Regions from separate parts of the Mus musculus genome. Here regions 1, 2, 3, 4 and 6 are each linked to region 5. Evidence: chromatin loops called from intact Hi-C (ENCODE). Cell type or tissue: left cerebral cortex. All regions are shown on one strand.

Region 1 (4,000 bases), 290 kb before region 5:
GAATGCAAACAATGTTTAAGAGGGAAAGAAATGCATACAAACGTATAAGAGGCTGCATTACCACCAGTTGCGGTTTGAACGATTGGAAAGCCCCCTTTCCCCATCAGGAAGGTACTTAGCTGTAAACGCTAGTCAGAGCTGCTATTATGACTGTGTTTCCTGTGCCGCAGAAACATCTACAGACCGCAAAGGCATTCAGCCTCGGGGTGGAGAACGTGAGCGACAGCTAACTTATCCACAAAAAAATCAGTGAGTCACGCTAACCGGCTCTCCAGCTCCAGCACCACAGCCAACGGCAATTCCGTGGCGCCCCATCCCTACCAGGAAACAACTTTACACTTCGTCCTACACGTTTTATTAAAATTAAGTTGACAGACGCAGAACGAGTCCCTAACCTCCTGGGCTTCACAAGTGAGAGGCTCAACACAAGATGGAGGAATAAAAAGGAGCGTAGCTAACAGGTCGCAGAGGAGGCGTCAAATGACCAGACCGAAGTAAGTAAAGACTATGACGAGGGCACTTCGGAGCACTTACACAAAAAAAGATTAAAAGAAGTAGGATTCTCTCCCAGGGACCCCTAGCCTGTAATTGGCTCAATATTTTTGCCAGTTGTACGCAGGCGTCGCGACCTAACCCGGAAGCAATGCCTCGCTAAAACGTAATCTCAGACCTCAGATAGACGCTCCCAGCCTTCCCTCTGCCTCTAGTTTCCCATGATTTCTCTGGAAGCGCAGAGTAAATAGGACTACGTCTCCCAGAGTGCCCTCGGCGAAGTTGGCCCTGCGCGTGCGCCTCACGACTATCCCGCGCTGTCCCCTCGGCCCCGCCTCTATCCTATCGCCGCCATTTTTTCAGAGACTTTCATCCGGCAACGGACAGGGCCTTTTTTTTCTTAAAGGAGAAGCTGCAACTCAAATAATTTACCACTTCTCCCCTCGAGAGCTGGCGGCGCTGGGGACAGAAAGGCCAGAGCAGGAAGGTGGGGGTCTGGGTGGAGGCGGGATAACGTCCAGGCTACTTCTTAGGCTAGTAAGAACCCTTGAGGGGACAGCGGCGCCTCCGGGAGGCAGGTGCGCGCGCAGCCGGCAGGGGGGTGCGCGCGCGGCTGAGAACGGTGCGTTTTGTCCTCGCCTCCGCCCTCGCCAGCCCTGCCCCTCCCACCGCCCCTAGCTTGAGCCGAACTCCAAAGTGGGGGGGGAGAAAGGTCACTTTGGGATTGTCGCGAGACGCAGCCGTTTAACGGTGAGAACGGGCGCGCGGGCAAGGAAACCTCGCGCTCTCCCTCGGAGCCGTTTCCTGATTGGTTGGAGGAAGGGGTGGGGGAGGGCACCGAGTGCGCTGCTGCGTGTGAGACCGCGAGGGGCCGGGCCAGGGGGGCCGATCCTCCCCTCCGATTGGCCCGCTGCGTGTCCGTCCGGGTGCGCGCGTGCGCGCCGCCGGCGGTCGCTGGCTTGAGTGGCAGGGGGCGGGTGGGGGGGGGCGCCCTCGGAACGGGCGGAGGGGCGGGGGGGAGAGAGGCGCTCCGGAGTGAGGGAGCCGGACGCTCCGGGAGCCGAGGGGGGCGGGGGGAGCTGCGCCGCGGGCGCCGCCGCCTCCACCGCCTGGGACGCAGGGGTGGGGGACGGACGAGCCCCGATGCCGGGGGAGACGGAGGAGCCGCGATCCCCGGAGCAGCAGGACCAGGAAGGGGGCCCAGCAGCGGCGGCCGACGCGGCTTCGGAGGAGCTCCGGCCCGGCGCGGCGGCGGCGCCGGCGGCGCCTGCAGAGACCGCGAGCAGCCGCGTGCTGAGGGGAGGTCGGGACCGCGGCCGGACCGCTGCGGCCGCCGCCGCCGCCGCTGCCGCTGTGTCCCGCCGGAGAAAGGCCGAGTATCCCCGCCGGCGGAGGAGCAGCCCCAGCAACAGGCCTCCCGACGGCCCAGGGCATCAGCCCGCGGCCGCGAAGCCCCCGTCTCCTGCTCAGGGCAAGAAGAGTCCGCGACTCCAGTGAGTAACAGTCTTTGAAGCGTTGGGGAAGACCCCCCTCTAGTTCTCTCTCCCCTCCCGGCTCCCGTAGCGCCCGCTCCACGTGACACCCTGCTTGCTCTGCCCCCTGCCGGCTCGGCACGCCAGATGTCACGCCGCTGGCGGCCGGGCTCCGGCTGCTTCACTGCCTGTGGCCGCCAGCCCACGCCCGAAGTCGCCCAGTGCAGGCTGCACGCCCTCTGCCTCCCGCCTGCTCGGTCCTCACTCTGGCTTCTGCACCCCCTTTGTCAGCCTATCGCTTCCAGTGTTACATCACATCCCCGTTAGGAAATCAGCCGCACCATACTAGCCCTGAAGAGTGTTTTTACCTGTTCTTAACTTAGCATTCGAGCCACTTAGAAAGTAGCCTTCCTCGCCCTTCTAAATAGTCTGGTCGTCAGAGGAAAACACCGTTGTGCAAATTACAAGTATTTTCTACAACTAAACTAGATGTGTAGTTCTTTTTACTAGTATATAAACTTTTTCTTTATGCGGATATTTTAACGTAGGTACTTATTCTTAAAATTACATTGATCTGAATTACTACTTTGAACTAATTAGAGGCCCTTAACAGATGGCCAGGAGCAAAAATATTTTAAATTGCTCATTAGAGTAATGCTTAAGAATAATTAAGTACATGAGTTTATAAGTTACACGTTTTAATCAGATTAGTTATTCACTGTTTAAGAGTATTATGTCACTTGATTTACAAGTAAGAAAAAGACAGAAAATCAAAGAACAGGAATTTCGGTTTCAGATAACCTTCAACCTTCCAGTAGAGACAGTGCAAGGGCTTGGCTTACCTTAGACCTAGAAAATTTTTAAAGCTTAAAAACAAGCTTGCTCCAGAATTAAATCTATGACTTAGAACAGTTGCATGAGACACTTCAGGAATAAAATCCAAGTGTATCATATTTTGCTACAAGTGTTTTCCCGGGTTTTGAATGTGACTTAAGGAAGTTAACTTCTTTAAGAAAACTTGGGAACTATAGTTCTGTGGAGAGTAAAACTGTCCTTACAAATTTTTAAGCTGAATTGAAAGTTGTAACTGCTGTATGTACATTTTTACAAAAATCTTAATGTATTTAATCTCACAAACTTGAAAATATGTAAACCATTAATCTTAATTGGGCATAAATTCCTTAGGCAAAATCTTTTAACCTATGTGTCCTCTGTACACAGTTATATGGGGAATTACCTCTATGGCCTGAGTTTGTGTGTGTTAAATAAACCACACAATGTCTTACACACTAAAATAATAAATTCAACTTGTTATTTTGAGGAGTGATAGCCTAACAGAGGCAGGAGTACTTTATAGTGGTGTTTTTGTATATATTTTGTAGTGTTGTGGTTTTATATTACCTTACATAAACCTGCCACTTGAGAGTTAAGTACATCTGAATCAAGTGAAATTATACCTAGAATAGTGTTTAACTTTTCCCTACATCGTAGGAAGTGCTAATGGACCTTGAGTCTTATAATGCAATGGTAGAAACAGTTGATTTTGGATGAATATGATTACTTGGATTAGTCTTTTGATCACTGTTTTTCTTGTGAAGAGGAAGAAGCAGTCTTAATGTTCCTTTTCGTCTAGTACTATAGTTATGGTGATCTCTACCTCCGTTTGCTTTCAGACTTATCCCTTGCTCATGTATTTACAATTATACCATTTTATCAGATTCTTAAAAATTAACTTTCATTGTTTTTCTTGCACATTTCACTTATTCAGTGGCCCACAAATCAGAGAGATGTCAACACATACATTCCAGCTTTGCAGTCGTTGTTTGAAAAGTAACTAGGGCTAGTACTGTTACTCCTCTAGGGTGTAGAAGGCTGAATTAGATCTGGCCTTGTCTTCAAGGACCTTGAAGGAAACATTGATTAGTACTCATTTGGTTTGCAGATGTTCTTTGACAACACATTTTTTAAATTCATATTCTATTTATCCTTTGAGACATGCAGTTTTGAGTGTCAGTTTACTGAACTCTGACCTTGAT
Region 2 (4,000 bases), 370 kb after region 5:
CACATTAAAAAAAATACAAAACCAGGCTTGGGAGTGCTGGCCCTGGCCCTCACTTCCCAGAAGACTAGAGCCGCCCCTGGGAGGCAGGGATGCAGGATAACTGGCCTCATCCCTCAACTGGTCAGTGTGGGAAAGCTGTCCCTGAGGCATAAGAGTTGTTGAGCTGGCACCTCCCCTTACTGGCTGCAGTACTTGGAAGATCTGGCCCCACCCCTCACCTAAGCAAAGCAGGAGAGTTGGCCCTGGTGGTGTGGCCACAGGAGAACTGGTTAGCTGAAGAACTCAGCTTCCACTCAGACCCAGATCCAGGACTTTGAGTTGGCCCACCCCAACATCCAGTGCTGGAGCACTTGAAGGGGCATGTCCTGCAGATCCAAACGTGCAGGATCTTCATAACACAGGGCAGCAACAGAAAGTTTGAGAGAAGTTCCTTTGAGGATCCATTATTGATAGTGTAGCAGAAGCCACAGGCCTTGAACCAGACCCATGACTCATTTCAATGAATATTGGCAATAAAGATGTGTGGACAAAAGAGAATACTGTGAGACATACTCTTACACATTGCAGCTTCCACAATAAGATGTTTTTATGATTTGTTTGGGGGTTGTTTATTGTTTTTAATTCCTTCTTCTTGTTTAATCGTTTTTTTACACTCCAGATTTTATCCCCCTTCCAGTGCACCCCCTGACTGTTCCACATCCCATACCTCCTCTCCACCCTGTGTCTCCATGGGGATGCCCCTAGCCCCCAACCCCCAACCCCACCAGATCTCTAAACTCCCTGGGGCCTCCAGTCTCTTGAGGGTTATGTGCATCTTCTCTGACTGAACCCAGACCCGGCTGTATATGTGTAGGTGGCTCAAGTGTCTGAGAGATCTCAGGGGTCCAGGTTAATTGACAGTGCTGGTCCTTCTACAGAGTTGCCCCATATGAAATGTAAATAAAGAAAATATCCAATAAAAAAGGGGGAAAAAGGAATGGAGGAGGAGGTTGTAAGGACAGAGGGTGGATCCAAGGGGACAGGAAAGATAAGTGGGATTGAGATATATGGTTTGAAGTTCAAAATGAATCAATAAAAAGCTAAAGAAAAATACAAAACCAAATAATATATGCAGACAAATTCCACATAGAATTTATAAATCAAAGTAGAAGAAAATAATATAAAATTGAACTCAAATTTATCTCCCTAGCATATGATGTACACTGGATTGAATTCTCTGGTAGATTCGCTTAAAATATGATCTGATTTTATGCTTGTTTAGCATTGCTGTTTTAATGAGCATATTTGAAACAAATCCCATAGAGAAATACAGAGGTACAAGTAAAACATCTTGTTCTCATAACAGAATTTGAAATGTTATTTCAGCTTACATTTCTTCCATGGAAACTAGCAAAAACTTCAACCCAACATAGGTCCAAAGTCTTGCATCAGACTTCTCTAATAAATCTAATACAAAGGTTCATTTAAAAGTTTTAGAGGACCTTGAAATAAATACATACATACATACATACATACACACACATACATACGTGTGTGTGTGTGTGTGTGTGTGTGTGTGTGTGTGAATGGTATAGCATGGTTAGAAATCACAGGACCTGAATTCAATTTCCTAGTTTACTGTGGAAAATTATTCTATTATCATTATTCTATTATCTATTACTCATGATCTCAGATTTTTATGCTGGAGCTAAACAGCTATAGTGAACACACCTAACAACCCAACAAACATGATCCTATCTAAGATAATTTTATCAAGAAACTATCGTCACAAAGGCCTACAAGGTTAGGCCCCTATGAGATGTTGCTGCCATCTATTGGAAGTGTGGCTAAATTGCACACAACTTTAAAAGGCCATGGTGTTTAGTGATAGAGCACTAGCCTGGTATGTATGCAAAAGGTCCTGATTACACACCCATTACTGCAAATAATAATAATTTTCTAAAATATTCCACTTTAGGGCACTTACATAAGACAAGCACCTAGCGGTTACTAATCCCCCTCAAACACACTATATATCCTGTGCTCTACACACTGTACCAGGGTCTCTCCATGACAGAATTACTAAACAAATAGTATTGGATTCACACAACAGAAAGCTATACAGCGACAAAAATGAGTGAGATAGTGATATTCATTAGCAACATGGATAAATGGCAAACGCTTAGAGCTGATTGAAAAGAACCAGGCTCAGGTTGTGTTTCCTGCTACCTAAAGGGTTAACTTTCTTCACTCTGTCTCTGGAAGCTTGACATTGACACTGAACTTCGTGTCAAGATCAGAGCATCCGGTCAATGACAGCACCTACCACTGTCACCCTCACACTGCTTTGTAAAGACTGTGGTTCTTCCTCCCTTAACTATCCTCGATTAACTAAGGGACTTTCCTCTTCACCTCAAAGATATTTCATACAGACCACTCACAACACACTCAAGTTAGTGTTCTTGTTCATGAAACACTGGATTATTTGCTTTGAGTTATTCCAGAGGAGATCTTGGTCTATTGAACATAGATCACCATCTGATCCAGTAAACAGTGTTACATTTACTCCTAGATGGTAAATTCAAAATCCAGAATATTTGTTACCCAATCTAATTCTGTAGAATATCTTGCTTGATGACAGTTTTACAGTATGTTGCCCATATAGTCTCCAGGATACCTCCAAAACTGTCTAGCAATATCATTCAAGCTTAAGAAAAACAATTTATCTTCCTCAGACTCATGCATTGCTCTCATCCTGGAACATACTGATACGAGCTGGCAGCAATGTTGGCTAAATTTGGTGGATCTTCAGAACTAAACTAAATTCAGCAGCATAGTCAGTAATTATTCGCTGAGATCAAATAAATTTCATTTCTAGAACATCAATATATTCAATATAAATAAGGAAGTAAATCACAATAAATGAATGAAAAATAAAAACAACAGGACTTTGCAAACCAATCAATTGATATGAACTTAAAACATATGTATCAAGCAAGCATCTTCCTCAGACAGGTACTGTTTCCATGGCTACATAGAACCATAATCACTGAAGTTTCCAATCATTTGAGTGTACCCAAATGCCTCCATTCTAAGGATCACGGTCTTTTCCCCAAGTATATCAAGGACTGGGTTATAGGTCAGCTGATAAAATACTTGCCATACAAACATGAGAACCTGAGTTCGATTGCCAGTACCCACATTTTTAAAGTCAGATATGGCATAGCTCAGGAGATTGTCAAGTTTATCCTAGATACTTACTAGCCAACCAGTACAATTATATCAGGGAGCTGCAGGCTCAGTGACAGACCTTGTCTCAAAAACATAGATGGAGAGTGACTGAGGAAAGCGCCAGATATCAACCTCTGACCTACATACTCAGAGACAGAGACAGAGAGAGAGAGAGAGAGAGAGACAGAGACAGAGACAGAGACAGAGACAGAGACAGAGACAGACAGAGATTCATATTGTACACTTCACTTGAGAAGCTCTATGATATGCACAATTAAGTTTCCTTATGATTTTAAGTCTTATTAATATACAAGAAATAAAATCATTTTTAGTGACTCCACGGAGACAGTTGTATGACTGGGATGTGACTGAAAGTTTAAAACCTCCAAGTTATGATTATTTCTAGAAATACTCAAGGCATCTAATAGTTACGGTAACCACAGATAATATGATAATAGTCAGGTGCAGCAGTTGCTTAGTGTTCCAAGGCTTGCCATAAATAGGACCTCCATCATAAGCAGCTTTGTTTAATGAGCACCAAGAAAGAAAATTTCTTACAAGTTTCTAGTGGGTTATATCAAAAACCTACAGTCTTCAGTGAGGTGTAGACAAACTAAATTCAGCAGCATAGTCAGTAATTATTCGCTGAGATCAAATAAATTTCATTTCTAGAACATAAATATTTCAATATAAATAAGGAAGTAAATCACAATAAATGAATGAAAAATAAAAACAACATGACTTAAAGAAATTTTAACTGGCAAAACTTATCATTTATCACCACGCACCT
Region 3 (4,000 bases), 490 kb after region 5:
TCTTTGTAAGAAGTGCCTAACTCGTTTGCGGTTATCTAATACCTGCGATCGTCCCTCAGAGCGCGACTGGGGGCTAGGGAAGGCGGTCGGTTCGACCCTACACAGGACCAAGCCTCACAAGCTTGCCGAGATCCTGAACTCAGTGTACGCTCAAGAAATGTCGAATGCAAACCTCAGTTCAAGCTATACACCCACAAGGCGCTCTAGCGTGCCAAACAAACAAAAAACCCGGAATCAGAAAAAAAAAAAAAAAAAAAAAAATGTCTCCAACAGCTCAGGAGGCCTGACCATAGGGTACAAAATATGGGGCGTTCCTCTCGTGAAATGCACAAAATAGAAACCTCCAGTAACTGTAATCTTTATAGGCTACATATGATGAGAGAGGAGAAAGATATACTTGATTTCACCATAACTGCTTATCGTGATTTTTTTTTTTTTTTTTTTTTTTTTAGTAGTAAAGACTAAAGGTTTTCAACTACTTGGAAAGAATTAGGACTCTAGGCCTAATTTTAACTGTGGATAGACTTTGAAGAAAGGACTCGCTAAGAGCCCGGATAGCTCAGTCGGTAGAGCATCAGACTTTTAATCTGAGGGTCCAGGGTTCAAGTCCCTGTTCGGGCGGAAGTTGTTTTAGGCTCCTGTATTTCCGGTATGACTAAATAAGTGAAAGACCTTCAATATAGACCCAACCTACCCTTATTTGAAGGGGGCAATTTATAAGAATGAGTACAGACGTCATGCGGCTGGGTTTTGCTTGGAAAGTGGTTGTTACATGACATTGTGTGAGATTTTTGTATTCAAAACATCTGTAGGTATACAACCAGAAAACACTGTACATCAGTAGTCTCGAAGAATGTCTCCTGATGCCTCTTATTAAAGGCGAAGCTTGGGAACTAGGCTACTAAATCTGTATTTCAAATGAAGACACAGAATGTATAGTCTCCACTTAGGACTACGTTCTTAGCCAGATTTCCTGTGCTCTCTGATGGGCCCCGACTTAGCAAGAGACTTGGCTGTGTAGGCAAATACTTCCAGGACTAGCTTCAAACCTGTCATTGAAACTTGAAAGCTTAGCAAAGGGACAACATAAGGTGGCGATTGGGGGAACAGACCCAAGAGGTCAGCTGGTGCAGCAGGCATGTGTTGTATGGGCATATCTCCCGAGCCAAGTTGCCACCATCTTCGTGAGTTCAACTATATCTCATCACAGCTGAACTTGCTGACTGTTGTTCTCCTAGAAAAGGAGGCAGGGATCTTTGAATTTCCAATCACCCCACCCCATCGGTTATATACAACTCTGCGAATGACTTCAGAAAGAAGATAGAGCATACAGCTGGAAGAGATTAGTGGAACGGGCTCCACATTACAGGGCCATTGAGGAGCCAGGCTGGGTTCCAAGCAATGCGACTGCTTTGGGGGTCACCCATGCTCCTGCCCATAACCCTCATCCAAGATCTCTAAATAACCCTAATAAGTTCATTGGTTCCCTGGGGTGAACTTTGATGCAATCGGTTTTTGGTTTGCCATAATACTCTGTCGACGTGTCAGCTTCCACCGTGTAAGATTTTGAGCCATGTATCCCAGCTAGGATCCTATGTTTCTTTGCCTCTCTTTCCAAAGAGAATCTTTGTGTCTTCACAAGGATGGCTATTGTACTGGGAAGGAAATAACAAAAGACAGAAATAACAAAATAAAACTTTGCTGAAACCCGGGATCGAACCAGGGACCTTTAGATCTTCAGTCTAACGCTCTCCCAACTGAGCTATTTCAGCACAGATAATAAGCCCCCGTCCCCACTCTAAAGCAAATTTAAAGTTAAAAAAAATTCAGGTCACTTCACCTCCAATTTTTGAATTTTTAATTTTATTTTTAAAGGTGTACTATTTTTAGTTCTGCAATTTTAAGAACAGTAACAAAATTAATTCCTGTCAGGTCAAGGTGTGTCCTGGGTTACCTTCGTTTAGTTTCTACCCTTTCTCTACCCTTATCCAGGGTCCCAAAGAGTACCTAGTGTGTATAGCTTGGTCTCACGGTCCCATTCATCCCTCAACGTGTGCTGGAAGGTCGACTTGCTCATAATTCTTTTTCTTTTTTTTTTTCTTTTTTTAATTTTAAACTCCAGATTTTATTCTTTTCCCGGCCCACTTCCCATACCTCCTCCCCGCTCCCCTGTCTCCATGAGGATGTCCTCACCCCCACCCCCGCCACCCCCACCTCCACCCCACCAGACCTCTAAACTCCCTGGGGCCTCCAGTCTCCTGAGGGTTAGGTGCATCTTCTCTGACTAAGCCCAGACCCAGCAGTCCTCTACTGTATATGTGGTGGAGGCCTCATATCAGCTGGTATATGCTGCCTGGTTGGTGGTCCAGTATCTGAGAGATCTCAGGGGTCCAGGTTTATTGAAACTGCTGGTCCTCCTACCGGGTCGCCCTCCTCCTCAGCTTCGTCCATCTTTCTCCTGATTCAACCACAGGGGGGCAGCAGCTTCTGTCCATTGGTTGGGTGCAAATATTTGCATCTGATTCTTTCAGCTGCTTGTTGGGTCTTTCGCAAGGCTTTCATGCTAGGTCCCGTTTTGTGAGTGCTCCATAGCCTCCGTAACAGTGTCAGGTCTTGGGGGTGATCATAATTCTTAAACGCAGTAACCAATTTGCTCTCAATCACCCAAATTTGCCCGAGGCCTAAAAGGTCAGGGTCGCGATAAACTTCAGTGTTTAATTTGTCAACTTCGAGCGAAGGGCGCATGCAAACTATAGCTGAAAGGAGGCAGCAGGAAAGTAAAAGGGAAGCAGTCAGTGCTCTGCATCAGCCTGTCCTGAAAAGGATGAGAGTGAGGAGCGATGATAATGACTTTGTACAACTCTAGTTGGATATGTACTTTGGGTTTCACATATATATGAACTGCATTCTGATTGTTGTAACCCCCTTAGCCTCTCAGGTCTCCCTCCCAGCCCACCAGTTAATCTCTCTCCCACATTCATGTATTCTGAGTTTGTTGTTTTGTGTTTCGGTTTGGTTGCCGGTTTTGAGACCTGGTCTGTGTGACCAGGGACATAGAACTCTTACAACTTAGTGGGTGCCTTGGTGGCTACAGAACTGAAGTCAATGAATGTCTCTTCCCCCAGAATCCGATCATGGTGACTTTCAGAGAGCCCAATCTCACCCTGCTGTCCCCTCTTCCTTGGATGAGTGACCAGAGAGCCATTCCTTTAGCAAATACCAACCAACCAAGTCTTGGGGCCATAGGCCTGTGATTTTGAGTGTCCATGCTTCTTTGAAACATCCGTTTCGGTATATGTTTTTGTTTTATTTGGATTGGATTGAACTGCATTTCATCACTAGAGTAAAAGCTCTTAGTAATTATCACATAACACCAGCTTTCCTGTGGATTCTACTAAGCTCGTTTAGTTATCACAGGAAGGCAAGATAACTGTTCCTTTACTTCTGAGGAGGCTGTCAGTGAGGACGAGGCGGTCATTGCGGGATCGGTGTGGACCCTGCGTGAAGCGTCCTTGTGAGCCAGGTGAAGACCCGGCCTCACTCTCGAGTTCCACCTCCATCTCTGCTGTCCTTAGAGGGCGCCTGTCTCATTCTGTTCGCATTGAGGAGGTCGGCTTCATTCACAGCCCACCTGAATCAAGGAAGACTCAATCTGCATTAAACAAGCGGTGTCTTCTCCTCCCAGGGAAAACTATTTCACCTCAGGGCTTGCAAACTTATTGTGCTTACAAGCCAAGTTCTTAAAAATCCTGCAGGAAAATGGATGAGACTGTATGAATTTGACGTGGACGTGCCCTGACTCTTAGATTTGTACCAGCCCTTAAGTGCCCCCTTTTCCCACTAACAGACATCTCTACCTCGGCTTCACCATCTCCCAGTAATCAGGAGCACTTTTCATAACAGGAGAAGTTGGACCTGGTGTGAAGAGGCAAGCTGCTCTACGTGGGGTTTCAGTTCCCAGAGAAGCATTTTTTTTTCCCTGAGGACGGGGTAGGACAAA
Region 4 (4,000 bases), 69 kb after region 5:
GAGAAGCCCTAATGTGCTCCCCTGGGCCAAGAAGAGGTTGGTCCTCTGGCTTTCACAGTCTCAACACCAGCAGCCATGTTCTCCCTCCATGAGACTCCAGGGGTAGCAAATGGAGTTGGAGACACACCTTGTGGGATGCTGATCCCTTGAAAAGCTTTGTGGTATATCTGTGCCTCTGTGTTTTCATTCCCCTCTCCTTTTTGAAGATTCAGACCTCTCTGTGATTTTATAGATGGTCAAATCTATATACCTTGCTCTTTCTCTGCTTTGTGCTTATGTTGTGTAACAATATTTCAGGAAAAGTGAGAATAAATTTCTACTCTTCCCAAATAACAACCAAGTATGGATACCACCAAAATCCATGTTGGTGAGCCAATGAACTTTTATTTGTTTGCTTTTGTTTTCTTAAAGTAATATGGGCGAGGAATTACTTAAAGAATCAGAAGTGACACAAAGACTGCTGTGTCACCAATGACCTACCCTAACATGGGTGGCAACTCACAGAAGTTAGACACCTGGAGCTCAGGTGATAAGAACCTCTTCCAGGTAACTGATGATCGCTGCTTCTTCCAGGCATCTCAGCAGTTCTTACTGCTTGTATATGCTTGCTGAGAGTAGAGCCTAGTGTACCTAGTTGTCTTAGTTAAGATTTTATTGCTGTGGGAGATGGCATTACCAACTTGTACAAACGTAAACATTTTTATTGAGGCTGTCTTACAAAGGCTAAGTCCATTGTCATCATGGTGGGAAACATGGTGGCATGCACATACACATAGTGCTGAAGAAGTGGAGAGTTCTATATCCAGATCAAAGACAGAAAGAAGAGAGACACTGGACCAACCTGAACATTTGAAACCTCAAAGCCCACCCTCATTGATACACTTCCTCCAACAAGATTGCATGTACTCCAACAAGGCCATACATCCTATATGGAGGGTCACTTTCATTCAAACCTGCACACTGATCAATTTCAGGGACTTCCTGAAGCCTTTGAGTTGATTATTTCCTAAGCTTAGGGAGTGTCTTGGTTAGGTTTTTTTTTTTTTTTTTTTTTTTTCCCCAACTTGACACAAGCAAAAGTCATTTGTCAAGAGGGAACATAACTTAAAAAAAAATGAACCCAACAGATTGACCTGTGGACAAGCCTGAAGGGTGCTTACTTGATCAATGGTTATTGTGAGAGGGTTCACATTGATGTGGTACCATCCCTGGACTTTTAGTCCTGGGTTATATAAGAAAGCAGGCTGAGGAAGCCATAGGCACTGTACCGCTAAGCAGTGTTCTTCCAAGACCTCTGCTTCACTTCTTACCTCCAGATTCCTGCCTTCAGTTCCTGCCCTGACTTTCTGCAGCCATGGAGTATGACCTACATGATGGAATGTTTAATTTCCCCTTAGAACAGTCTGTGTCTTAAGAAGTGTCCCTCCAAGATGGAATGTTTTTATCTAGGAGTAGATTGATATACAACAGCATAAAGCATGGAGAACAGATCCACCCAGCATAAGAAACAATTACTGCCCCCTGTGCTTAGCTGTTGCTAACAGCATCTGAATGAGAGTTGCTGGGGGAAATGTCTCTTGGCTGGCGAATGTCTGGATGTCAGAGCTGTGTTTGTGGCTGCTGTGATTTGAAGTTGTTGGTGTTGTTCTGTGGGAGGAAATCGCCCCCTGGTGATCATGAGGTGTATGTGCAGAATAATAAAGTACAAATGAACAGTTATTACTCCTAAGGTCCTTTTGTAGAAGTGTTTTGGCACCTGTCTCAGAAGCATATGGATTATTTCCACAATCTGTGGACAACCTCAATCCAACTAACTAAAGAGAAACCCCCTTTTTTATTTTCTAAAAATTCCCACATCTGTTCTACCCACACATTTGACCTAGTTTGACCCCTAGGTTTCTTCTAAAGAGACAGACCACAGAGCATGTGTGAACTTGTGAGAGAATAGTTATCTTGAAAACCATGACTATTAACTTCTTTGATCTTAATATTTAGTTATCTTGATTTTATGTTTATGAGTGTTTTGCCTACATTAGATCCCCTGGAACTGGAGTTTCAGAGGGTCGTGAGCTGTTGTATGGGTATTACAAATACAACCCCAGAGGGCAGCAAGTGCTTTCAATTGCTGAGCCATCTCTCATCCTGAAGGTTAACTTCTTGAAAGTGGCTTTGCTTGTGATTACAATGTAGTACCTGCTTAACTCATTTGCAGACAATTTTCCCCCTTCAAGTAAATGTTTAATATTAATCACTTTAACATAGATAAGGGAGCAAGAATAAGAAAGAAATGAAAAGGTTCAATTACCACCAAACTCTGTCTTAATCTCTTATATACTACAGAACGTGGCTTTCTCATAAGCCAGGCCTCATCTAGCCACAGGCACCAACCATAGGAATTCAGGACCCAGCAGAGCCCAGGAGCCCCACTCAGGGATCTGGACCTGACTTCTGTGAGGGAGCTTGAGTGTGAACCAGAAGCCCTCAAATTCTGATTTCATACAGATGGCCCTCAGACAGAAGGTTATAGGATACACATTTTAGTAAATGTTTATGCATTTTTAGGAATATAAGTTAGTGAAATACTTTTGTCTCATTGGGACATTTGTTTCTTAAAGGTCTAGGGGCCTCCTGCTGTGCTATGCTTGGCAGACTCAATAATCCTTAAAGAATTTACAAAGGAAAATTAGTACTTTAGAAAAAGTCATTAGCTTGGCTGAACATACAAAATTCACTCAGACCCACAGACCACAGAGAAAAATGTCTTAATACTGAACATTTTAATACTGAAAAAGGCAGGTTTTGTGAAGAGCATATACAATCAACCCCTTGGGTGGATAGCCAGTAGGGCAGACTTCAAACTCAGCTATTCACTCCTCTCCACATCTCAGCTGAAAACAAATGAATAATTTTTCCCCTAATCCCAGAGGCTGAGACACATGGAGCTCTTCAGGAGGGTCTACTATGTGCACAAGCCCTTGATTGTTAGCATAAAGGAGAGAACACATCGTTTTTCATAGAAGATAGCTCACTGATGATGTGCTATGGTAAATAGATACATAATTTCTAAAGCAGCTGTAGAGGAATTTTCATGTTGTAAAGAATTAAATTCTTAGATATAAAAATTGAGCAAAACCCAGCTATTGCCAGGTGTCAGTCATGCAGCCTGCTGGATGCCCCATGGAAGCCATCCTGGATCTGAAATGCATGTCACAGGTGATTTTGGGTGTCTGTTCCAGCTAACTTAATGATGCAACTTTTTATCACATCAGCCCTCTTTGTAGCAGTGAAAACAAGCAAACCTAAATGGACAGGACATGATGTCTTCTGTTTGGCATTAGTTTTAGGGAGAAAATAATAGTTAAATGTGGGATTATATTGATTTTGACATCTTTCACTTCTAGGAAAATAAATACTTCTTGCTGTAATAAGGGTGTATCTATTCATGTGACTTTGTATCTGTATTCACACTTCTGATGGGAAGACATTAAGGGTGAGTGCTAGTTGCAGAAAGAGAAAGGGTTATACTTTTGGTAACATGGAAAACTAAACCATAATAATTGATCCATCTCAACAACAGTCCCTTTCCCTGTCCACTATATGATGAGCTCAAAGGTAGACATCAGTTGGCTAAAAGAAACCAGCAAGTTCCTAAAACATCGGAGTCCTCTTCAGTTTTTACATTTCTTGATTTATTTCCAGTTCCCCACCACCCTTTTGCCTTGGACATTGCATGGGAAGTTCACAAGTTAAAATTGCTCTAAAAGTAGGTTGAACAAGGTAAATTCTAACTGTGCAGCAGACAGAAAGTGGACTTGTTCTGAACTCTGTGCCCTTCAGGCACACAGGGAGATGACGCAGTCATCAGTACAGAGTTTTGGAGTCTCCACAACACTGGTTGAACTGGACCATCTGCATGTTCTCAGAGTTTGGGTTGTCTTTAAGAGGCTAAAATACAAAACAAGATACAGGGAAGGCAAAGTGTTCTGCTCACAAATTGGAA
Region 5 (4,000 bases):
TGCATTTTCCATTTTCTTTGATTGTTGTGCCGATGTTCTCTATGGAATCTTCTGCACCTGAGATTCTCTCTTCCATCTCTTGTATTCTGTTGCTGATGCTCAAATCTATGGTTCCAGATTTCTTTCCTAGGGTTTCTATCTCTAGTGTTGCCTCGCTTTGAGTTTTCTTTATTGTGTCTACTTCCCTTTTTAGGTCTAGTATGGTTTTGTTCATTTCCATCACCTGTTTGTATGTTTTTTCCTCTTTTTCTGTAAGGACTTCTACCTGTTTGATTGTGTTTTCCTGTTTTTCTTTAAGGACTTGTAACTCTTTAGCAGTGTTCTCCTGTATTTCTTTAAGTGATTTATTAAAGTCCTTCTTGATGTCCTCTACCATCATCATGAGATATGCTTTTAAATCTAGGTCTAGGTTCTCAGGTGTGTTGGGGTTCCCTGGACTGGGCGAAGTGGGTGTGCTGGGTTCTGGTGATGGTGAGTGGTCTTGGTTCCTGTTAGTAAGATTCCTCCGTTTACCTTTCGCCATCTGGTAATCTCTGGAGTTAGTAGTTATAGTTGACTCTGTTTAGAGATTGTTCTTCTGGTGATTCTGTTACCGTCTATCAGCAGACCTGGGAGACAGATTCTCTCCTCTGAGTTTCAGTGCTCAGAGCACTCTCTGCTGGCAAGCTCTCTTACAGGGAAGGTGCGCAGATATCTTGTATTTGGACCTCCTCCTGGCCGAAGAAGAAGGCCCAAAACAGGACCTTTCTCAGACACTGTGTTGCTTTGGCAGTTCCCAGGTGGTACAGACTCTCACCTAAGCAGACTAAATTCCTAAGTTCCTTGGAGTCCCAGGACCAAGATGGCGACCGCTGCTGCTGTGGCTTAGGCCGCCTCCCCTGCCGGGTGGGCACCTGTCCTCCGGTCCGGAAGGTGGCCAGCTGTCCCCGGCCCACACAGGGTGCTGCCTCAGCGCCTCTGTGCTTCTGCCTGTTCCAGAAGCTGTCAGGTTCTCTGGCGCACCCTCTCACCTGTTCAGACTCACAACTAATTACTATATATTCACTCTCTCTAACAAGTTACCCAGGCGCAAATGTTTTCCTGTGTTGTCATTCATTTCACTTCTACTATACTACCCTGCCGTGTTATCGTGGTAGACACAAGAAGACGGAGTGCAAAAGAGAATGGTCAGAAAGTAAACGTTAGTTCTTTCTACTTCCTGTTTGTCCTGCAAGCAGACAGTTAAATATTTCTTAATACCCACCCACACCTTTCCCCAGTTTAAGTTTCCTCTATCTGGAAATTTCTAGTTTATCTGCTTAGGAGCGGTTTTCTGTTTGTCTCCTCAAATATAAAAGGAGCACATGAAACTATGGAAAAGCCATTCCAAAAAAGATTAACAATCTCATTACCAATATAAGATTGCTCCAAATTCCAGCTTCACTTTGTCAGAACGGATTCATTGTGCAGTTCCACCCACGGAGAAACAAAGTGTGTGTTTTCTGACAAGGTTAATACATAATTCTCTTTAAAATGTCTAACTTAATTCGTTTGGAGACCTGGTCTGGATATGTGGCATGAAATTCTCCATCTTCTTGCTTCTCAAGTGTGGAAGTTGCCCGTGTGATGTACCATGCCAAGCAATAATGTGCAATACAGGCTTCAATCCCCTTAGTCAGAACCCACTTTATATTACTTTCCTCTTTAGCCATTGATGATCAAAATGAGCGAGTCTAGCTTGCGTTTGTTCTGCTGTCTCATGGTTTTATTTACATAGACACTGCAGGATGAATTAGTCTACCTTGTGTCTTCTAACAGAAAAATTGGACAGCAAGAACTTCTTTTCTCTCTATGTAAACGCAGGGAACCCTTGGCACTGGCTCTCGATGGTCACAAGTGTGTGGCCTTTGACCTGCACTTGAGGATTTGGACCAGCAGGGGGCATGGAAGCTCTAGATCGCTGGTGCTAGTGGCCATGGGGCGTGGCTTTTGCATCTTTGATGGACAGCTAGGGAACGGTGCAGACGAGGATGAGGTAATAACGGACAGAACAAGGAGAGCGTGGGGCAATTCCTGTGTGTGTGTGTGTGTGGGTGGGGGGTGTTGCGTGCGTGTGTGGGTGTGGATGTATGTGTGTGTGACAGAGAGAGAGAGAGAGAGAGAGAGAGAGAGAGAGAGAGAGAGAGAGAGAATGCGTATGCATGCACGAGCTGTAGGGAGATGCGAGCCTCTGAGCTCACGCCGCGGACACGGCCGGTGCTGAGCTGAAAACAGACAGACAGACAGTTCCATATTTGAACAGGCTGCAAAGTTGGGTCCTGGCAGTGGCAGCTGGGACCGGGATGGCGCGCGTGCTCTCGAGACTGGGGGACCAGGGAAGCCTCCGCGGGCGCGAGCTCGCCTTGGCGCTCTGCCCGGGAGGGGCGACTCCTCCTGGAGGCCACTGAGCCGAGCCGCAGGGAGGGGGAGCTGTGCCACCGCGGTCGGCTTACTCGAAGCGGAGAGAGGGCGGAGGGCGTGACCGTGCGGCGCGATCCACGCGGGCGCCCGCGGAGCCCGAGGCGCAACTGGTGCGAGGCGGGTGCAGCGTCGCGCTCGGGCCGCGCGCCCCCGGGTGGCTTTGCAAGGCGGGGCGGCGAGTGCGCAGGGCCGGGCCTTTGCATGAAGCCGCTGGACCCCTCGGAGCAGCGGCAGAGGCGGCGGAGCCCGGCGGAGCGCAGTCGGAGACGGGCAGCTCCGGGGTCCGTGTCCCAGTGCCTACGCGGCTGCGGACTCCCCCATGGGCCGCAGCTGAGGCTTCCCGCAGCGGTGGGGCGCAGACCGGGGGGCGCGGTTGAGACCCGGAGGCGGCGGCGCCGGAGGAAGCGCAGAAGGCCGGGCCCGGGAGGTGGGCAGCACCGCGCCGCAACCCCGGGCTCGCCATGCTCCTGGCCTCGGCAGTGGTGGTGTGGGAATGGCTGAACGAACACGGCCGCTGGCGTCCCTACAGCCCAGCCGTGAGTCACCACATCGAGGCGGTGGTGCGCGCTGGTCCCCGCGCCGGGGGCAGCGTGGTGTTGGGCCAGGTGGACAGCCGGCTCGCGCCCTACATCATCGACCTGCAGTCCATGAACCAGTTCCGCCAAGACACGGGTGAGCCATTCACATCTCTTGTCTGTCCCAGGAGCTCCCGCCTCGTGGGTCCGCTGTGATCCACCCAGTGGCCAGCTTTGCTCACTGGTATCAGCTATAGGTGTTGAGGGCAGGTGCTTCTCTTCCCTAGGTCCTCACAGGATTCCAAGACCACCTCCAAGTAAATGTCCTTGCAAGTAGTTTAAAGAGTCTTGATTATACAACCCAGCCTCAGCCTAGCTGCAGGAGAACCCCTTTATGCCCCCATCAGCCCCTAGTAGCCGTTTGTGCAAGAACTCTAGGGTTTTGCAAACCGCCTCCCACCCCCCAAGAAATGCTGACTCTTCAGCAAGACATTACTTGAACCTCTTGGCTCACACCTGCTCACACTTGCTCACACCTCAGTTCACCCTGCTTTGCCTCAGGCACCTTTGGGCCTAACATACACTTGCCCCCACCCCCCACCCCCTTTCAACTTTAATGTCTATATGGCCCTCTTCTAGGGACCCAGCCTTCCCACTGTCAGCTCCTGGGTAAGAGACTTGGGGAGGCAAAGGGATCCCCAGTCTCCAATTACTGTCTATTGTATGAAAGGGCTGGGACAATACTGGGAGAGAGTGGAGCATGGGTTCCAGGACTGGAGCATCCTGGATGTGGTGGCATCCGCAGATGCCTCTGCTTGTACACTCCAAGCACTGAAGCAACAGGCCAGAGCAGATGGAGAGAGGAGGCGGGAGGATTGGGCTCTGGAATGCCTGGCAGGGAAGCTGCTCCCTTTGTCCATAGAGAAGGAGGAGGAGGAGGAGGAGGAGGGACGGAGGGAGGCAGCAAGAGAAGAAGAAAGGCTAAGAAGAAACTGTCCTTAGGTTTTTTGCTTAAAATAGCAAACAGGAGCCACCACTCTGACCTC
Region 6 (4,000 bases), 360 kb after region 5:
TTTGTAAAAGTTCCAAGCCATGATCGGAGTGACTGTGGCTATTCCTGTGCTTGTGGGAAGAGGGGCCAGGGAACTGTACTGAGAACATGGGTCTTGCCCGTGTTAGAAGAAGAATTAAAGAGATGAAGTTCCGATATAAACAGTTGGCTTATGTTTACAAAGATGAGACACTAGGAGTCAAGGAAAGTTGTGCATATATAATGCGCGGGGGTATAGAAAGCATCAGCTATTCAGGATGGTTTCTCTTGTTCAGTTTTATATGTTCTATGAACACAGGTTCGTAAAGCACTCCTTTATGTGGAGTGATCACAGAAAAAAAGTGAGCACTACATTTCTCCAATTTTCTGCAATTAAAAATGTGTGTGTGTGTGTGTGTGTGTGTACTGAGTGAAAATGCGCATGTGCAGTAGTCCGTTCTCTCTCTCTCTCTCTCTCTCTCTCTCTCTCTCTCTCTCTCTCTCTCTCTCTCTCTCGTCAGCAAGTCCCATTTTGTGCTGAGCTATACATCAGCGGACCTGGAGGGCATCATCCTGAGTGAGGTAACACATTCACAAAGGAACTCACACAATATGTACTCACTGATAAGTGGATATTAGCCCAAAACCTAAGATACCCAAGATATAAGATACAATTTCCTAAACACATGAAACTCAAGAAAAATGAAGACTGAAGTGTGAACACTATGCCCCTCCTTAGAAGTGGGAACAAAACACCCTTGGAAGGAGTTACAGAGACAAAGTTTGGAGCTGAGATAAAAGGATGGACCATGTAGACACTAGCATATCCGGGGATCCATCCCATAATCAGCTTCCAAATGCTGACACCATTGCATACACTAGCAAGATTATGCTGAAAGGACCCTGATATAGCTGTCTCTTGTCAGAGTATGCCTGGGCCTAGCAAACATAGAAGTGGATGCTCACAGTCGGCTATTGGATGGATCACATGGCCCCCAATGAAGGAGCTAGAGAAAGTACCAAAGAAGCTAAAGGGATCTGCAACCCTATAGGTGGAACAACATTATGAACTAACCAGTACCCCGGAGCTCTTGACTCTAGCTGCATATGCATCAAGAGATGGCCTAGTCGGCCATCACTGGAAAGAGAGGCCCATTGGACACGCAAACTTTATATGCCCCAGTACAGGGGAACGCCAGGGCCATAAAAGGGGAGTGGGTGGGTAGGGGAGAGGGGGTGGGTGGCTATGGGGGACTTTTGGTATAGCATTGCAAATGTAAATGAGCGAAATACCTAATAAAAAATGGAAAAAAAAAAGACTAAAGATGGAAAACTATCAATCTTGGAGCATAGATTACAGGTCTCATGAGAGCCCATGCACTGCAGTGTGCCCTTCAGGTGTGTCCAGCCTTTGACAATGCAGCTTAACGTGGTCATCTACAAGGTTCCCACTGAAGAACCAAGCATTCAAATTACAATACCAGTAGCAAACGGATCTCAGAGTATTTTGAGTGAGTATATGATTTTGTGTTGGACCAAATTAACAACTGTCCTCAGCCCCTTGTGTCTCATAAGCCATAGATTGGCCACATTTGATCAATGTGTGTGATCATGTATACTACAAAGCATTAGGGGTAATGGTTAAATCATGGGAACAGCAACCAGGTGCCTACCAAATTCTATATATCCATGAAACTGGCGTAAGTAGGTAGATAAAAATGCATATTAAGGATACTGTAGTGAAAAAAAAAAAAAGTTTCTTTGACCAAACCCAAGGGAATCTGCCGATTCACCAACCTATAAATAATGCATTGATATCAAAAAGGGTGGGTATTTGAGGACAGACAAAAAGGAATAGTTTTAGGGAGGAACTGGAGTCTCATGTCCCAGGACATTGACCTTCCTTAGCCCTCTAGCTGGTCCCACCAGGCCCTGACACACATCGTCTACTTAGCTTTGATTCCTTTCTCCCCAAATAGCTTCATTTGTAATTTGTCTGTCTGTGTGTTTCCCTCAACAGATGGAGAATTGTAGCCCTGGTGCAATTGCAAATTTCTGCAGTTTTGTTCTTTGCTGGCAGCTAACACAGGCATCAAAGCTCATGCAAGCATCTATTCTGAACTTAATTAGTTCCAGTCCATCTGGGAAAGATTTGGGGAGGCTGAAAAAATGAGAACACACCCTGTGCTAAAGTGGTTTTTCTGAAGTGAATTTCAGCCTCCACTCTCAGGCCCTCTTTAGAAGAAAGAGTTGTGGCTTGTCCTATTTTGAACAGCTCTAAAATGCTTCCTATGGTCTCCCAAACATTCTAATGTGTGTCTGCTTATTTGCCCATTAATAAACACAGTAGTCCAGGGAAGCCTAACCTATGATTGTTGTAAACCAGCTCTAGTTTTGATTCACTCCAGTTTTTCACTACAAGGAATATTTATTGAGCTTCTTTGATAATTGAGCAAGCACAAAAGTACTTTCTGTATTCTCAATACAAAAAGAAGGCCTGCATTGCCGATAAAATATGTGCCTGACCACACAATAGAGATTTTGATTAAAATTTTATCTTTACAAATTTGGTTCGCCAGAAGGCAGCTACAGGTTGTTGGGAGAGCATGACAGCAATTCCACGGAGCCCCAAAGCATGTGGTATGCTTTACTGAAAGGGTTAAGTAATTTGTGGCTGTGTTATTTCAGTGGCTTTTGGCATTAGGAGAACTTAAGGTTAATTTCCATCTTGAAAGTTGGCAAATCAAAGGATATGTGCTCATCAAACTGGAGTGAATGTAAAGAAAAACAGAAAAATATATAGATTATTTGGAAAAAGGAGGTGGAAACCCTGGTGTGTTGGTGCATGCCCTTTTTTTTATTTCTATCTTTTATTTATTTAGTTTATTTATATTTCTTTTTTATTAGATATTTTCTTTACTTACAATTCAAATGTTATCCCCTTTCCTGGTTTCCCCTCCAAAAATCCCCATCCCTTCCACCCTCTCCCTGCTCACTAACCCACCTACTCCTGCTTCCCAGTCCTGGCATTCCACTACACTGGGGCATTGAGCCTTCACAGGACCAAGGGCCTCTCCTCCCATTGATGACCAACAAGGCCATTCTCTGCTACATATGTGGCTGGAGCCATGGGTACCTCCATGTGTACTCTTTGATTAGTAGTTTACTCCCTGAGAGCTATGGGGGTACTGGTTGATTCATATTGTTGTTCCTCCTACGGGGCTGCAAACCCCTTCAGCTCCTTGGATCCTTTCTCTAGCTCCTCTATTGGGGACCCTGTGCTCAGTCCAATGGTGGGCTGAGAGCATCCACCTCTGTATTTTTCAGGCACTGGCAGAGCCCCTTGGACACAGCTATATCAGGCTCCTGTCAGCAAGCACTTCTTGGCATCCACAATAGTGTCTGGGTTTGGTGACTGTATATGGGATGGATCTGCAGGTGGGGCAGTCTCTAGACTCAGGATGATATTTTCTAGTTCCATCCATTTGCCTAAGAATTTCATAAATTCATTGTTTTTAATAGCTCCATTGTGTAAATGTACCACATTTACACATTTCTGTATCCATTCCTCTGTTGAGGGATATTTGGGTTCATTCCAGCTTCTGGCTATTATAAATAAGGCTGCTATAAACATAGTGGAGCATGTGTCCTTCTTACATGTTGAAGCATCTTCTGTGTGTATGCTCAGGAGTGGTATTGCTGGGTTCTCAGATAGTACTATGTCCACTTTTCTGAGGAACTGCCAAACTGATTTCCAGAGTGGTTGTACCAGCTTGCAATCCCATCAGCAATGGAGGAGTGTTCCTCTTTCTCCACACCCTCGCCAGCATCTGCTGTCACCTGAGTTTTTTATCTCAGCCATTCTGACTGGTGTGAGGTAGAATCCCAGGGTTGTTTTAATTTACATTTCTCTGATGACTAAGGATGTTGACCATTTCTTTAGGTGCTTCTCAGCCATTCCATATTCCTCAGTTGGGAATTCTTTGTTTAGCTCTGTACCCCATTTTTAATAGGGTTATGTGTTTTTCTGAAGTCTAGCTTCT

What was found. Peaks named below come from ENCODE experiments on the same cell type or tissue, not always from the same donor. Only the 100,000 strongest peaks of a DNase experiment are listed, where the experiment ranks them.
Region 1: it touches region 5 in a loop (3-fold over the local background); 13 of 42 quality-filtered maps call a loop at or near these places.
Region 2: it touches region 5 in a loop (5-fold over the local background); 8 of 42 quality-filtered maps call a loop at or near these places.
Region 3: it touches region 5 in a loop (6-fold over the local background); 6 of 42 quality-filtered maps call a loop at or near these places.
Region 4: a loop joins it to region 5, with 4 times the contacts of the local background. A loop is called at or near these places in 17 of 42 quality-filtered maps.
Region 6: a loop joins it to region 5, with 4 times the contacts of the local background. A loop is called at or near these places in 8 of 42 quality-filtered maps.

Annotation. Positions count from the first base shown.
Region 1 is chr19:12,792,969-12,796,968 of GRCm38, reverse strand. It overlaps Zfp91 (zinc finger protein 91), which reads left to right and starts at 846. Exons shown (of 11, transcript NM_053009.3): 1 at 846-1,985. The coding sequence starts at 1,636. Gm44505 (predicted readthrough transcript (NMD candidate), 44505) reads left to right here and starts at 846. Exons shown (of 13, transcript NR_024093.1): 1 at 846-1,985. It also overlaps a transcript of Lpxn not described here. In left cerebral cortex, CTCF peaks have their summits at 1,099 and 2,103 (motif pointing left); DNase peaks (open chromatin) are centred at 273, 742, 1,313 and 2,102; H3K4me3 peaks cover 3,795 bases; H3K27ac peaks cover 2,653 bases.
Region 2 is chr19:12,132,289-12,136,288 of GRCm38, reverse strand. No RefSeq gene overlaps it. Among named protein-coding and RNA genes, the nearest start is that of Olfr76, 14 kb to the right of the region's middle. In left cerebral cortex, a CTCF peak has its summit at 1,807 (motif pointing left); DNase peaks (open chromatin) are centred at 1,820 and 2,714.
Region 3 is chr19:12,006,317-12,010,316 of GRCm38, reverse strand. It overlaps n-TFgaa2 (a tRNA gene), which reads right to left and starts at 1,772; the gene lies at 1,700-1,772. It overlaps n-TKctt30 (a tRNA gene), which reads left to right and starts at 549; the gene lies at 549-621. In left cerebral cortex, CTCF peaks have their summits at 2,475 (motif pointing right) and 3,580; DNase peaks (open chromatin) are centred at 2,489, 2,724, 3,000, 3,619 and 3 more places; H3K4me3 peaks cover 1,110 bases; H3K27ac peaks cover 1,570 bases.
Region 4 is chr19:12,430,870-12,434,869 of GRCm38, reverse strand. Pfpl (pore forming protein-like) reads right to left here. Exons shown (of 2, transcript NM_019540.2): 2 at 2,760-4,000. Among named protein-coding and RNA genes, the nearest start is that of Pfpl, 5.0 kb to the right of the region's middle. In left cerebral cortex, CTCF peaks have their summits at 1,462 and 1,661 (motif pointing left); a DNase peak (open chromatin) is centred at 1,616.
Region 5 is chr19:12,500,118-12,504,117 of GRCm38, reverse strand. It overlaps Dtx4 (deltex 4, E3 ubiquitin ligase), which reads left to right and starts at 2,122. Exons shown (of 9, transcript NM_172442.3): 1 at 2,122-3,111. The coding sequence starts at 2,901. In left cerebral cortex, CTCF peaks have their summits at 1,884 (motif pointing right) and 2,443; DNase peaks (open chromatin) are centred at 1,951, 2,362, 3,050 and 3,813; H3K4me3 peaks cover 2,266 bases; H3K27ac peaks cover 1,870 bases.
Region 6 is chr19:12,141,614-12,145,613 of GRCm38, reverse strand. No RefSeq gene overlaps it. Among named protein-coding and RNA genes, the nearest start is that of Olfr76, 23 kb to the right of the region's middle. In left cerebral cortex, no CTCF peak of the experiment used is centred here; a DNase peak (open chromatin) is centred at 2,067; H3K27ac peaks cover 1,756 bases.